Regions from separate parts of the Mus musculus genome. Here regions 1, 3 and 4 are each linked to region 2. Evidence: chromatin contacts called from ENCODE POLR2A ChIA-PET data. All regions are on one chromosome and are shown on one strand. The core of a region is the stretch at or near the end of the contact, and the rest is flanking DNA. Distances in the headings are between cores, read along the strand shown.

What was found. ChIA-PET counts read pairs that join two places held with the same protein, here RNA polymerase II (POLR2A).
Region 1: POLR2A ChIA-PET joins it to region 2 with 28 read pairs in embryonic stem cell. The contact joins the promoter of Kdm4b here to the enhancer-like site in region 2. POLR2A ChIA-PET finds 5 or more read pairs at or near these places in 4 of 5 experiments (Patski and embryonic stem cell).
Region 3: POLR2A ChIA-PET joins it to region 2 with 22 read pairs in embryonic stem cell. The contact joins the promoter of Uhrf1 here to the enhancer-like site in region 2. POLR2A ChIA-PET finds 5 or more read pairs at or near these places in 4 of 5 experiments (Patski and embryonic stem cell).
Region 4: POLR2A ChIA-PET joins it to region 2 with 18 read pairs in embryonic stem cell. The contact joins the promoter of Vmac here to the enhancer-like site in region 2. POLR2A ChIA-PET finds 5 or more read pairs at or near these places in 3 of 5 experiments (Patski and embryonic stem cell).

Annotation. Positions count from the first base shown.
Region 1 is chr17:56,324,645-56,328,330 of GRCm38, forward strand. It overlaps Kdm4b (lysine (K)-specific demethylase 4B), which reads left to right and starts at 1,406. Exons shown (of 23, transcript NM_172132.3): 1 at 1,406-1,585.
Region 2 is chr17:56,470,334-56,473,511 of GRCm38, forward strand. All of the region lies in intron 1 of Ptprs (protein tyrosine phosphatase, receptor type, S), which reads right to left. It overlaps Gm32822 (a long non-coding RNA gene), which reads left to right. Exons shown (of 4, transcript XR_385656.4): 1 at 1-3,178. Among named protein-coding and RNA genes, the nearest start is that of Gm32822, 2.5 kb to the left of the region's middle. Within about 2 kb of position 1,883, at least 1 of the 3 ENCODE cell types and tissues checked has a DNase peak (open chromatin) inside an H3K27ac peak, as active enhancers do.
Region 3 is chr17:56,301,643-56,305,037 of GRCm38, forward strand. It overlaps Uhrf1 (ubiquitin-like, containing PHD and RING finger domains, 1), which reads left to right and starts at 1,695. Exons shown (of 17, transcript NM_010931.3): 1 at 1,695-1,919.
Region 4 is chr17:56,715,133-56,718,416 of GRCm38, forward strand. It overlaps Vmac (vimentin-type intermediate filament associated coiled-coil protein), which reads right to left and starts at 1,789. Exons shown (of 2, transcript NM_178926.3): 1 at 1,502-1,789; 2 at 1-685. The coding sequence starts at 1,692. The coding sequence ends at 352. Ndufa11 (NADH:ubiquinone oxidoreductase subunit A11) reads left to right here and starts at 2,630. Exons shown (of 4, transcript NM_027244.1): 1 at 2,630-2,810. The coding sequence starts at 2,708.

The DNA.
Region 1 (3,686 bases), core at 156-2,655, 150 kb before region 2:
AGTCCAAATTCTGAGTACATGGTGACTGGCGTGGGTGATGGCTGTTCTCTTTACATTGCACAATGAAGAGCAATGGAAACAATTCAAGACTCGTCTAGCTTGGAATAATTTATGTGTAACCTTGAGAGTTAGTGAATTAGCAACAGACTAGGGGGGTAGAACAAATATCTTGGGTGCACAAAGAACCTGCTCTAAGGAGGGTACTTTCCAGATGTTAGATATTAAAGTAGAAGGATTTCTAGTCTACCCCATAAAACAGGAATGTTGTCACCTCTGCTTGCTCAAGTATAGAAGCCGTAATGGTAGTTTGCAAAGCAGGCTCTGGATAAAAGAGCTTGCAGTGAAGCCTAACAACCCAGATGACAAACTCCAGAGTTGCCCTCTGACCTGTAGAGGTATATACCACACATATATACAAAATAATAAAAATTTAAAATTATAAATGCATATTGATGGGGATGATATCAGACCTTAACTAAATGCTCTTGAGTGCAGGGTGACTGGTGTGGTGATGCTGTTCCCTTCACATCGCACAATGAAGAGATGGAAACAATTGTGTGGAGCAGGGGCTTGGACACCTGTAGCTGGAATTTGGGTGCCCAGGCCTCCAATTTGCAATACGCTGAGCTAGAGAGTAGGACCTAGGACATTTTGAGAAGTAGATAATTGAATCCTCTTCCACTGAGTTATTGCAACGCTTTCCATGGGTACAGCTATCAGTTCAAGGTGGGGGGTGGGGTGGACCAAGTCGCGCACGTTTTAGGGAACTCATGAACGTTTGGGGAGGGCAATATGGAACGCTTTTGAGATCCTCTTACCCTAGTTCGGCCTTTTGCAAAGCTGGGCTCAAATTCTGACTCTAGATCTAGAACTACTGGGTTTCGAACCACTGTCTCCGGACCCAGAGCTGATGTTGTGCAGGAAATCACGTACTCAGCAGCCGCCCGATCACAGGGTGGAGTCTGGAGCAGCAAGACAGCGATTGACATTCAGTCGCAACCATTCGGCACCCAGAGACCGGTACCAAACACCAATCCGCGTTTGTCTCAGTAAAGTCTGAGAACGCGCTTGTCAATCTGCGTGAGCTCGGGGCTATCCTACACCCGACCGCAGCCGGATTGGCTGTGTGCATCTTGACGGGCATGCTTCGTACCCACTGAAAGCTGAGCCGGTCACTAGGCACGTGAGTGGGTGCCGGCACGTCCTCGGGGTTGGACCAATGAAGGGAAGAAATCGAGTGCCTGCTCCCGCCCCAGGTCGCGGAGGGCGGGGCCGCTCGGTGTTGATGAGGGGAGGGGTGGAGCTGTCAGCCGCCACCAATCAGCGTGCGGGCGTGGGCTGAATGCCCAATGGCGGCCGAGTAGGAGCCGTCGCCCCGCCCCTCTGAAGCTTCGCCTCCCCGCCCCGGGCTCTTGCTGAGGGCTCGGCCGCGAGCGAGCGAACCATCGAAGGAGCAAAGAGACCGGGCGAAGCTCGGAGCCCAGTGGCCGGGGCGAGCGAGTGAGGGCCGGCGGGGGCGACGCGAGACGGCCGGGCACGCGCCGCTCAGCCTGCTGTCTGCGGCCCGGGCCGCGCGTTGCGCCAGGTGAGTGAGTGTGCGATCCGTGGCGGCGCTCAGCAGCTTCCAGGCCCCTTTGGGGGGCCGCGCGGCCGCCATGCCTGCCCCCACGCCGCACCTTGGGCCGCCGCGCGCACTCCAGGCCGAGGCTTTGGCTGCGGCCTACTCGGCTCCTCAGGGCGGCGGAGTACGCCGCGCTTTTGTCCGTTCGGGCGAAGCTGCTGTTTGTTGATCGACAAAACGATTGTGTGCCTGGGAAAGGAGGGTGTGTTTTTTTGGGGGTGGGTGGGGGGGGTTGACGATGGGGCCGGACAAAGGCGGGGCGGGGGCGGGGCGCCGCGTCCCCTTTCCAGGGCACAAAAGATGACAGCGTGGGTGGCCCGGTCCAGCCATCCCTTCAACAACCCCAAATCCTTAAAAATAAAAAACCCACTCCAAGTCCCTGCTCCCCGCCGCTTGCATTTTGGTTCCCTTTGGTTTGGAGCTGTCCCCTCCAAACACTCACCCATCATGGCCTTGCAAACTTGACCCCCGCATGTCCAGAATCTGTAAATCACCATATAATCTGCATTTTAAAAATGAAAATAAATAGTACACGTATCTGCTATTGCAATGGCAGCCTTTCCACCTCGCTTCTGTACCCTGGTCTCTTTGCTTTCCAGCTCCCTTCTTTCTGTAAGCCATGAAATGTGCAGTTTTCCGCGTGCACACTAGTCCAGGGCATCCCGGCAGACAGGGAAGCTTGGCAAAGCTGGGGACAGCTGGGGGTGGCTTTCCTACTGCCATATCCTGGGGGGTTTTGGGGGTTCTGTTAGGGGTTTCGGTCAGCCAGCTGAGAGTATAAGGGATTCCAGGTTTGCAGATTTGATGCTGTAACTGGTGCGGTTTGGCCATTACGGTTCGGGCATCGCGGTTCCTTGTCCCATCTGTCTGAAAGGGGGGGGGGCGGGGCGGAGGATGGCATCGCTTTAATAATTAACACCTGGGGAAGTGTCTTGCCGGAGTAGTTGCTAGTTTTTTTCAACTATGGAGAGGATGGATCCGGTATGTTTCAAAAAGCAAAAAGAAAGAGTGTATCTTTCCCTGTAACCAAGTGGGATTTGCTCAGCCTGCAGCCTGGTGCCAGCACCTTCATAGGCGCTGAGGATCTTGGTTGCAGAAGGTTGGGGGGTCCGGGATGTCTCTGTGTCCCATTAGTTGTGTATCTGACAGTCCCCAGGCTGGAGACTGCACTGTTCCCCAAACAGCTCCTGCCTCAAAATGGGTTCATTACGTGGGTCTTCAGGGGCTCCTACCACTACCAGGAAAGGGCTAATCACTCTCTTTAATTCTCCAGTAATTGCTGCCTTCAGAGTCACCAAAAGGGCGTGTCTCCAGACTGGGCCAACCTTTTCTTCCCACCCTGCTCTAGCTGTAGTCAGCTTTCTTCTTCCCTTCCTTTTTTCCCCAAGCCTTGTGGGTGTTCTGTATCTAAACTTGTAGGGTCCCTATGCAAGACTCCAGTCAAACTTTTCATCCTCTCCCTAGGAGGGCAGGAAGCCTGACTGTCATGGGGTGTTTTGATGTTTGGGGTGGAAATGTCCTTGTGCCAGGTGCTCCATGTACCTGTGCATATCCAGGCGCACCTGTGAATGTGTGTGTTCTAAGCTGGGATTGTATAGGTCTGATTGACAAATGATTTTCTAATCCTTTCCTCCCGGGGAGAGGGCTGCTGAGGAGATATCATAGTACACTTTGTATCTGGAGACTCAGTTACAGTCTTGTAGATATTTGTCTGTAGCCTGTAGCCTGTCTCCTTCCCTGCCCCAGGGGCCCCTCTGTTTTCCCTGCCTGCCCAGCCCTTACTTAGACTTTCTGTTCTTGCTTCCCACCTCTGCTGGGCCCCTTCTCACATTGTCCTGGGAGCCCCAGCACTAGGTAGCCATCTGTCCCTGTGCTACCTGACACCTGTGGGGAGTCAACAAGCTGTCAGATCACTCAGGGGCCTGGGGCTCCTTGGGAGTGCTGGGAAGAGGCTGATCTGGCTAGCCCAGTATCCATAAGACAGTGAGGTGCTTGGGTATTCGAGTGCATGCGTGTGTGCTCACGCTTGTGGTGTAGAGGTGTGGGCTGTGATGTACTTCCTGAT
Region 2 (3,178 bases), core at 633-3,132:
ACACTGAAGGAGGGACACAGGAAGAACACGGGAGGAAGATGAAAGGGGGACATGGAAGACGGGCCGGGTGGGGGGCGCTAAGGGAAACAGGAAGGGGTGGGAACACGTGAGGGGTGGGAGTTTCCCCATGCTGCCTGATGTCACAGAACCCCGGTGCCATCTCTTCTTCCTCCTACTGGAGAAACTGAGGCTGCAGTCCATAAAACATTCCAGGGCCTTGAATCTGGAGCCTTGTTCATGTGACTCCCAGAGCCCCACCTGAACCTGGAGCTCGTAGATTGGGTGCGCTATGGCCCCTCCCCCATTCCCAGCGCTCTGGTCATAGGGTCACGAGGTCACCAGGTCACAGGGCAGCACCTCAATGTTGACCCCTCAGGCACTGGATAGCTCCACTCTGGGCCAGATGCCACCGAGTGCAGCTGAGAGAAGTCACATGAGCACCTAAGGCCGCACAGCAATACCCCTGCACCTGCTTTCATGGCCCTTGGCCAAGGCCAGAAGGGCACCAGGACGATGACAGCCCAGACTTACACCCCTCGCTCGGAAAAGGTCATGAGGCCGCATGGCCAGGGAGATGTGGAAGATGCCCTGGGAATCCCAGCTGCTGGAAAAGCATACTGACCAGAGACACTTAGCAACTGTCCCAAGATCACACAGCTAGAGGGAACAAAATCCAACTACTGGGCTCTTGTCCAAAGAGGAAAGAGGACTCTGCGGGCTGCATGGAATCGCCGAAAACCACTTTGTGCAGGACTCAAAGGCCCCAGCCTTCCAATACTCTCCCCTTCCTTGTGCATCAGTTTCTCCACCTGCAAGACACAGGCTCCACTCAAGGGGCTCTGGAACCCTGGTGCCCATGGCTCCCTGAGAGCTGATCCTCGGACACAGGGTTGATGGTTTTGCCATCTGTGTGTCCATGGAAAAGTCGCTAACCTTCTCTGTGCAGGGCCTTATCTCTCTGTGGCCTTGGTGCCTGTACCAGGGCTCACCGGAATGTGAAGGACACGGTAGCCCAGGCTCCTGGCACCCCCAACCACTTGTCACCAGCTGTCCCCCAGTCATTGAAGGATCCCTGGGATAATGTAGACACAACACACTGACAGCTGGGGAAACTTGGGGACAGGCATGACTCCTGTGTAGATGTGTCCTGGCTTGTGGAGGGCCGTGCTGAGGAGGGGGGCCACCTCCAGACTTCAGAGTTTTTGTTCGCTCCATTAGGTCCTCTGGAAGCTAGAGACCAGGGGACTGGAGTAAAATGCCCAATTTCATGCCAATGGGGGGGGGGGTGACATGTGACACAAATTGAGTACTGGTGACATAGATGACATGTAGCTCAGGCTAGCCTCAACTGCAGCCCCCCCCCCCCCATGTAGCCCAGGATGACCTTGAACTCCTGATCCTCCTGCCTCAACCTCCTGGGTACTGGAATGACATCGACCACTGAGAAGCTGCTCTTTCTGTGGCTTCCTGACTCAGTTTCCCCCTTTTAACTACTGGTAGGTTCCAAGCCTCCTCTACTGCACTGGGCCAGCTGACTCCACACTGCTTGGTGTAGCCTCAGGGACATCCTCTCCCTCTCTGGGCCATCCCTCCCAGACCCTTTCCTCAGATCTGCTGTCCCTTCTAACACTGGAGAATTCTGGGAAAATGGCTGAGTGTTTCCTCTTTGAACTTTTTAAAATCAACTTTTTATTTTATCCATTTTAGCGACTGTGGCTTCCAGCGTGTGGCCACAAGCGCTTACCCGCTGAGCCCTTTTGTTGACCCCCCTTTCTGGATGTGATAGTCCGGGCTAGCCTCACACCTCTGAGCCTCCCATCTAAGGAGCTGTAGGCAAGCCGTCCTTCCAGAACTCTGGGAATCCCAGAGCCCCGCGGAGGTCATTCCCGCCCACCTTGGGCCCCTAACCGCCCCGCAAAAGTGGGGCAGCCTGGTTAGGCAGCCAGCGGCGGGGAACGCCCCAGTTTGCAGCGCTGAGTCATCCACTGCTCTGGAGGGGCTGGAGATGAGGCTGGGGGATGCCAGACTCAACAAGAACTCTCATGCAAAACTCAGTAACAAACCTCAAGGCAGCAGGACACCCCGTGGTCCTAACCGCTGAGCGCCCAATGTATACATTCCCGATAAACCCCGGGGTGGGTACTGTCTCTTTTATTCACAGAGGTGGGGAAAACACAACAGCACAGAGAAGTCGAGCTGTCCCTAGACCACAGCCAGCAAGCCGCAGACATGGGATTTGAACCTTTGCACGGTCCCTTCTCTAATTCCCAGAGTATCACTCTCGTGCTGCGTGACGGGAACACGGGGATCCTCTCTGGGCCTCCGTCTGGTGTAAGCACGGGCCACCACACCGCACATCCTTTTATTTGCTAATCAAGGGGTTAATTATCAGCTGAATTCGATTAAACACCCACAGGCGTGGGGCGCACAGGGAAACAACCCCACGGAGGCGACATCCGATCCCGCCCGCGCGAGGTCACGGAGTGGCTTCCCCCTGGGCAGCCTGGGACAGATAAGGTGGCAGCGAGCTGAGACAGCGTAGTCTGGAAACGCAGCAGGGGTGGCACAGCAGAGCACCGGGGGAACAGTGAGGTCACCCTAAAGCAAAAGGGATCTCCCAAAAGGGGGGAGGGGCTTGAGTCAGCTCCAAGGAAGCGGGTAAAGACTGAGTGCAGGGCACGGACCATAGAAGCCCTCTCAACTACAGGTCCCACGGAGAAATGCGCCGCAGCTCCGCCAGGCGGAGTGGAGGGGGCGGGGCAGGGCAGAAGGAAGAAGAAAAGACTAAATTAAAGCGGAGTCGCCTGTCGCCTGAACGCATGGAAGATGACACGACACCTCGGGGCGTCAGAGACAAGGCGCTATTTTTTTTTTTATATGTAAGAAAAACAGGGAAGCCACACATGGCCCCGGAGATCAAGATGGGGCGACCCTGACATCACTGTCGTGCTGTGCGACCTCAGACAAAATTGCCCTCTCTGGTCACTCTTCGCAAACCCCAGCTCCTAATCCCAAAGGTCAAAGAGCCCCCTGCGCCTCACACGCAGGTCCCCCAATTCGTGGTCCTCGCTCCCCGGCTGCTCTATTCTCCCCCCAGCAGCCCCTTCTTCCCCGCCCCGCAGCCCTGGCTCCCCCAGTAGTCCTGCCCCTCCCCCCAGCCCCGCTGTCCCGATTTCAG
Region 3 (3,395 bases), core at 445-2,944, 170 kb before region 2:
ATCTCGTGATCGGATGGTTGTGAGCCACCATGTGGTTGCTGGGATTTGAACTCCTGACCTTCGGAAGAGCAGTCGGGTGCTCTTACCCACTGAGCCATCTCACCAGCCCCACTGACTTTTTTTTTTAATATTTATTTTATGTTTATATGAGTATACTGTTGCTGTCTTCAGATACACCAGAAGAGGGCATTAGACCCAATTACAGATGGTTGTGAGCCACCATGTGGTTGCTGGGAATTGAACTCATGACCTTTGGAAGAGGAGCCAGTGCTCTTAACTGCTGAGCCATCTCTCCAGCCCCTCGCCTTGACCTTTAATGTTAATTATCTTTGTTACATGCATTTTTTTGAGATGGTCTTTGTAGCCCATGCTAGGGATGGATTTCGACCCCTGATCCTCCTGGCTTTACTTTCCAAGTGCCTGAGTGCCAGGAGGGTGTCAGGAGGCTAATGACCATCTGGGAAATCTTTCCTTACCATTAGAAATCCCTGTTTTCCCAGCTCTTGGAGGTGAGAGGTGAGGGCCTGGAGACCTTTGGGGCTCACGGAAAGATACTTGAAACATCTTTGGAGGGACAACTTCTACCGAGCCCCACAAATGGTCTGGGGTTAGTGCAATACCTGTTAGCCCAGAACTAGCAAGATGGAGGCAAGAGGCTCTGGAGTTCTAAGTCATCTTCAGCTACAGAGCAAGTTGAAGGCTAGCCTGGGCTATGTGAGACTCTTTTAAAAAACAAACACAGTTAAACAAAAATTGGAAGTCTTTCTGCTAAGGACCTTTAAAACCAACGTCCTTCACTCGGCCTCTGATGCCTTACTTGTTCCAGTCCAGGTGCCTCCTCCTGCCTTCCCCTCTAAGCCTTCTTTATACCTCATGTGTCCTTGGCTTCCTCAGCCGGAAGTGCCTCTGTCCCAGCCCCCACGTGGCCACTGGTCACTTCTGACCTCATGACTTGTGGATGTACCTGGAATTGTCCTCTATGTTCATTATTTTCTTCTCCACTGTTTTCTAGGTCAGGATTTGCTTTCCCAGAGATGGCAAATGCTGGAGGGGAGGGTGTGCCTCACAAGCAGTTGGGCCCCCTAACTCTGGTTTCTCTATCCACTAGTTATTGCACAGATGCCCAGCGCGCGCCAAGTGTCCGCCAAGAATGGTTAGAACAGAGCAGGCCGCCGGGGTGGAGGGGGCAGGGAGGCCCTGCACGCCTGGACAGCTTGCTGACCGGCAGGGTGGGGGTGGGGAAACCAGGCAGGAAAAGAAGCCCTGCGGATGGGTAGCATGAGAGACCATCTGTAGTGTTCTGTTACTCAATGAGCTCAGACCTGACATGGGGTGCAGGGTATCTGGTGGGGAGGCACCCCTCAAGTTCCCCTAGGGGATATGAATATAGATTCAGGGTTGCTTAGATTAAGAGGTCAAAGTTTGTCCAGCTCAGAAGGAATAGACATGTAGTGTGGTCAGAAGTCTCGGGGTGGTGGTGGTGTCCCTTTCTCCTCTCCCAGGAATGCTATGAGGTTTACATGGTGGGGGAACTGGGCCTTCTTGGTAAAGTGAGCATAGCCGGCAGGGAAAGTCCATGGCCCGTTGGGCGGAGCCGGGGGTGGGGTAGATCCTTAGTCATGCGGACGCCCCACTTGCTTTCTCGCTTCCCGCCACAGCGCCAGCCAATCAGGAATCAAGAGCCCTCCCCACCCAATTGGGGTGGAAGTCTCCCGCAGCAGCCTGTGCACACTAATAAAAACGCCCTGAGTTTTCGCGGGAAAAAAAGTCCTAGCAGCTGGAAGGAACCCGCGCTCTAGTGCTCACTTGGGTCTTCAGCCACTCACGCGGCTCCCTTCTGGGTCACCCAGCCGCAGAGCCCTAGCCTAGAACCAGGCGTTCCAAGGGAGAGGAGAGTGCGGATCGCCGCCGTGAGAGAGGTGAGTGGAAGAGCGCGTTCTATGCACACAGTGGCACGCGGGGCACCACGCAAAACTGAAAGGAACCCTTCTCACACAAGGCTGCGGGGGCTTGCTTCAGGGGATCCGATGGGTGTCTTCTACGCTTAGCCCTCTTACTGGTCAGGCGCACTACGTTGACGGCCCGGGTCGTGGGGGGGAGCTTTGCAAAACTTTCCCGCGCGTGGGGTGAGATCTGCAGAGGGCCATTGCCCACGCGTGGGTTCCACACCTCTTGTAAGAGGAATCCGAGTTGTGTCCTCCACGCTGAGCCTCCCTCTCCGGCCCTGTGCACACGGTTAGACCCGAAAACTTGGCATAAGTTTCCCGCGCGTGGCTCGGGGCATTGCACAGCCACTGCGCATGCGTGCTTCTGCATCCGTTGAGGGGCAACTTGAGAGGAATCCTCCACGCTGCACCTGGTTTTTCACTCTCCTGGGTGCCGCTAAAGTTCGCGGGAAACGCGTGGGGTCCGGCGGGGAAGTGCACGCGGCTCCACGCCTAAGAGCGGACACTCCCCGAGATTCAATTGTCGCGCCCGAGTCGGGTTTCGCGCGCCCAGGCGTCTCCGAGGTCATCTAGGCCAATCGCATGCGAGGAGGGCGGGGCACGTAGCCCGGGAGGAGCCAATCAGCAGCGAGCTCTCCGGGAAGGGCGGAACTTAAACGGCGGGGCTCCAGGGGTCTGGCCTGGGCGGCGGCGGCGGATGTGGGCGTGGGCTCTGTGCCTCCCGGGTCTTTAAAGCGCCTTTCCGGGAGGCCAGGGTCTGTGTCCCGAGGGGAAGTTAGGGCAGCCAGCTGTGGGTGGGGTTCAGGTGAGTTTGTGGCCACAAGCGCGCGCTAACGGGTGGCCCGGCCCGGACTGCCGGTTGCCATGGCCACGGCGGGGGGGTGTCTTGCTCTAAGTACGCGCGCGGGAGGCACGGGTCTGGAACTTTGGGGGAGTCCTGAGTGGTGTGTGTGTGTGTGTGTGTGTGTGTGCGTGCGCGGGGGCCCCTGCCTTCTGTGACCGAGTTCTCCCTCCTGGGACTTGAGAGGTTCCAGTCCGCTTCGGAGTTGGCGAGTTCCAGTTACTGGGACTTAAGACTACGTGGAATGAATGAATGAATGAATGAATGAATGAATGAATGAGTAGCTGCTGGCACTTTTCAGCCCGACCAGGGTCTTTATCCCGCCATGGACATTTTTTCCCTCTTCCCTCATTGGAAGCGTGGTGGATGGATGTTCTTGGATCACCCAGAGTGTTTTGGCAATTCACATTCAAGTGTCCCCACTCGCCGGTTATTAAAACTTTTAAGTGCCTAATTTATGCCACCTGGTCCTCCCAGGGTGGGGTCTTGCCCTATGTAGGAGGCCAGGACTACAGGAGATTGATCGTGGGAGTTGCTTCCTTTGCTCAATCCGATGTAACGGGGCGAGGGTACTCTACTTCCCCTCCTCCTTCCTGGCAGGCCCCACT
Region 4 (3,284 bases), core at 539-3,038, 240 kb after region 2:
TGTCCCAAACAGGAAACACCGAGGTTTCAGGGTCAGTCCCCACCATCTCACTGATGCTGGGGTGCCTGTCTGGCTTGGGCTTTGTGTATGCCTGGTGGAGAATGCTCCTCCCAGAGTTACCACCCTTACCTTCATTTGTTTTTGAAACTATTTAAAACCAGTGGAATGTAGCAGATACTCCAGCACTGGGGGGGGGGGGGGGGTTTAAATGAGATCTTGAGTTTTCACTTGTTGTGATGTTTAGATGGGATCCGGGTAATGTCTCAAGACCCCTCTAGGTGATGTCCAGGACTCTAAGAGTGGAATCCCCATGGGGCCGTGACCACAGATTCTGAGATCTGTCAGGACAGCTCACACCGTGGTCCCAAACACAGCAGGCTGCTGGTCGTCCTGGTCGTCCTGGCCCTCCTCCTTTCCCATGTTGTTGCCCAGGGGTGGGCCAGGCCCATCAGGAAGTAGCTGGGCCCTATGGCTGTGGCTGGCCGGCAAGGGGCCCAGTTCCTCTGCCTCCTCCAGGGTGGCCAACAGTGCGGCCAGGGGTGGTCGGTGGCGAGTGATGTCCTGCAGCAGGTCAGCCCGAGGCTGTAGCTGCTGGATCATCTGGTCCCTCTGGTCCACTGCGGCCTGCAGGCTGCGAACTGTGGCCTCAGAGCTCAGCAGCTGCTCTTGGAGGGCAGATATCTCCCTGGTAAGAGGACCAAATAAGGTAGTTACCTACAGGGGGTGGGGGTGGGGGCATCTACCTGCTCCAGAATCCTCTGAGACTCCCTATGTCTCCTCCTGCACTACTTCTTTGTGTGCTTGTTTATGTGCATAGGCGCACACATGTGACAGCAAACATGTGGAAGTCAAGGTACAATTTTCAAGAGTTGGTTCGCTCCTCCTGCCCCATGGGATCAAATTCTTTGTCATTCTTAGTGGCGAGTGTCTTTATACACAGAGCCATTGATGTCATTGGTAAAGCACCCTCAGCCCCACAGCAGGCCTGGCGCTCTGTCATCCCAGCACTCGAGAGATGGAGGCAGAAGGATCAGGGGTTGAAAGCTACATAGTGCCTTTAAGGCCAGCCTTCTCTCAAAAAACAAAACAGTGCCAGTTTTGTGTGTCCTTCGGTAGGACTTCCGCATGGTCACAAATGGTTGTCACAGATCTGACTATTCTATATAGGGGTGTTCTGTGCCTTTGTCTACCGATGTGGGCCCCTACCCAGCAGCTTCCTTCGATCATCAGACACAATACTCTTGCACCTACCGGCAGACTCGGCCTTGTGGGTGGGACAGCTGGCTTCATTTTAACAGTTTGAAATGCTCTCAAGTAACCCAGGCTATACTCTAAAGTCCCCATGTAGTCGAGGATGGCCCGAACTCCTGATCCTCCAGTCTCAGCCCTCCTAGTGCTGTGATGCCGGGCATTTAGTGCTCCGGAAATTTTTGCTCTCGGTTCCCAGCCCTTTCCACCCGCCTCCTTTGGGATGTCCGCCGGGCCTCCTCCAGGGCCTCACCGGTCCTTGGCGCGACCCAGCTCATCCAGGGCGGCGCGCAGGTGCTGGTCGTGGCAGGCCAGGCGCTCGGCCTGCGCACCAATCGTGCGCTCAGCCGCCAGCAGCCGCCTCTCCAGCTCCGCTGCGCGTCGGTGCACGGCGGCCAGGTGCGCGTTCGCCTCCCGGATCTGCAGAGGTGGCGGCGCAGACATGGCCCCCGGCTGCCGTGCAGGCCCCACCCCGCCCTGTCGGGTCACGCCCACAACGCAAGAAGCCCCGCCCCTGAGCCCGACCCCCACCCCCCACCCCCTCCCTCACATGCAGCTGCCAGGCTGCCGCTGCATTAATTTAAACCTTCTCAAGAGGCCCCGCCCAACTTCGAAGTGACGTCAAGAAAGACACGCCCCCCGGAGGAAGGCGTGTGCTTCCTCTTGGGCTCTCACTATTGGCCACGTTTCTACCAGGGGCAGGACTAAGTGCGGCCACGCCCCGTAGCCAATGTTCACGTCCCTTTCAGGACCAGCTCCTGAGTGTGGCTGTGCCTGCGAGTGCAGCGAGGACTTAAAACCAAAGCAGAGTGGGCCTGGTCTCCGTCAATTATAATCCTCACGCTAAATCCTCACGATTGGTCCCCTTGCCCCCAGCCTGGCCACGCCCCCAAATAGTTACACGCGGTCCTGATTGAGATGGGCATGAAACCACACCCCTACACAGTCCGGATCCCTGACGAGCCAACCGCTTTTGCGCTGTGTCCCGCCGCGTCCGTGCAGCTCCGGCTAACTAGGGTATCACTAGCCTCGCGCTGTAATATCTGCCCTGCGATTGTCCTACCTTCTGTTAGTTTCGATCGCTGACCTGCCTGACAGTGTAATGGCTGTCCTGCGACCTGTCAATCCCATCCTTGGATGCACTATCAACATTCTCCGTACTAGAAACCTCGTCTTCGCTAGGGCTGGAGGCGTTTTTCTTCATGGCCTCAGTTTACCTTTCCTGACGTCACGGGCGTCTCTGTCCAGATTCACTTGTGGACCGAGCACGACACAGATCTTGCTACGGGATTAATAAGACCTCGGTACAAACCTGCACTGCGCGCATGCGCGCACGCCTTGTCTGCGTCCAAGGCGTTCAATAAAGTTGCGCGCTGGAAACCTCGCGAGAGTTGACCTAGCCGGCTACCCTTGAGTTCGCCCAGACGCTTTAGGGTCGGCCGAGCAAGCCCAGCTAGGTATGGCGATGGTGAAGCGGTTCTTTGAATCTTACCATGAGGTCCCCGACGGCACCCAGTGTCATCGCAAGACCTACATCACCACGGCCTTAGGCGGCATTTGCGGTGAGCGCGGGCCGGTGGGCGGGCGGAGGGCGGAGGTCTGGAAGCAAAGGTCAGAGGGCGCGCGGAGGTCCCTGGGGCGCCGGGGCGCAATGGCTGTAAAGGCGGAAGAGGTTGAGACTTTTGAGGGGCGTAGACTCGTCAGTGCCTAGGGGCTTCAGAGGTCGTAGGTCAATATCAGGGAGCAAAAGCTGGAGAAAATGTGAAGGTCATTTCAGCGTCGTCAGGAGTTTTTAGGGTTAAGGGGTGATCGGGTCATCGGAGTTTTTGAAGACAAGTTCTAGGGTTGCCTTGGCAAGACTGCAAACCCTCTGTGTAGCGGAGGATGGCCTTGAGGTCTTGATTCTCCTGTCTCCAGTCTGGCCTGCATGATCCTCCTGCCTCAGCTGCCCGAGTGCTGGGATGACAGGGCTACACCCCAATCTAGCCTCTGGAAGATGTTTTTGTTATTTTTGTTTTGTTTTGTTTTGTTTCTAT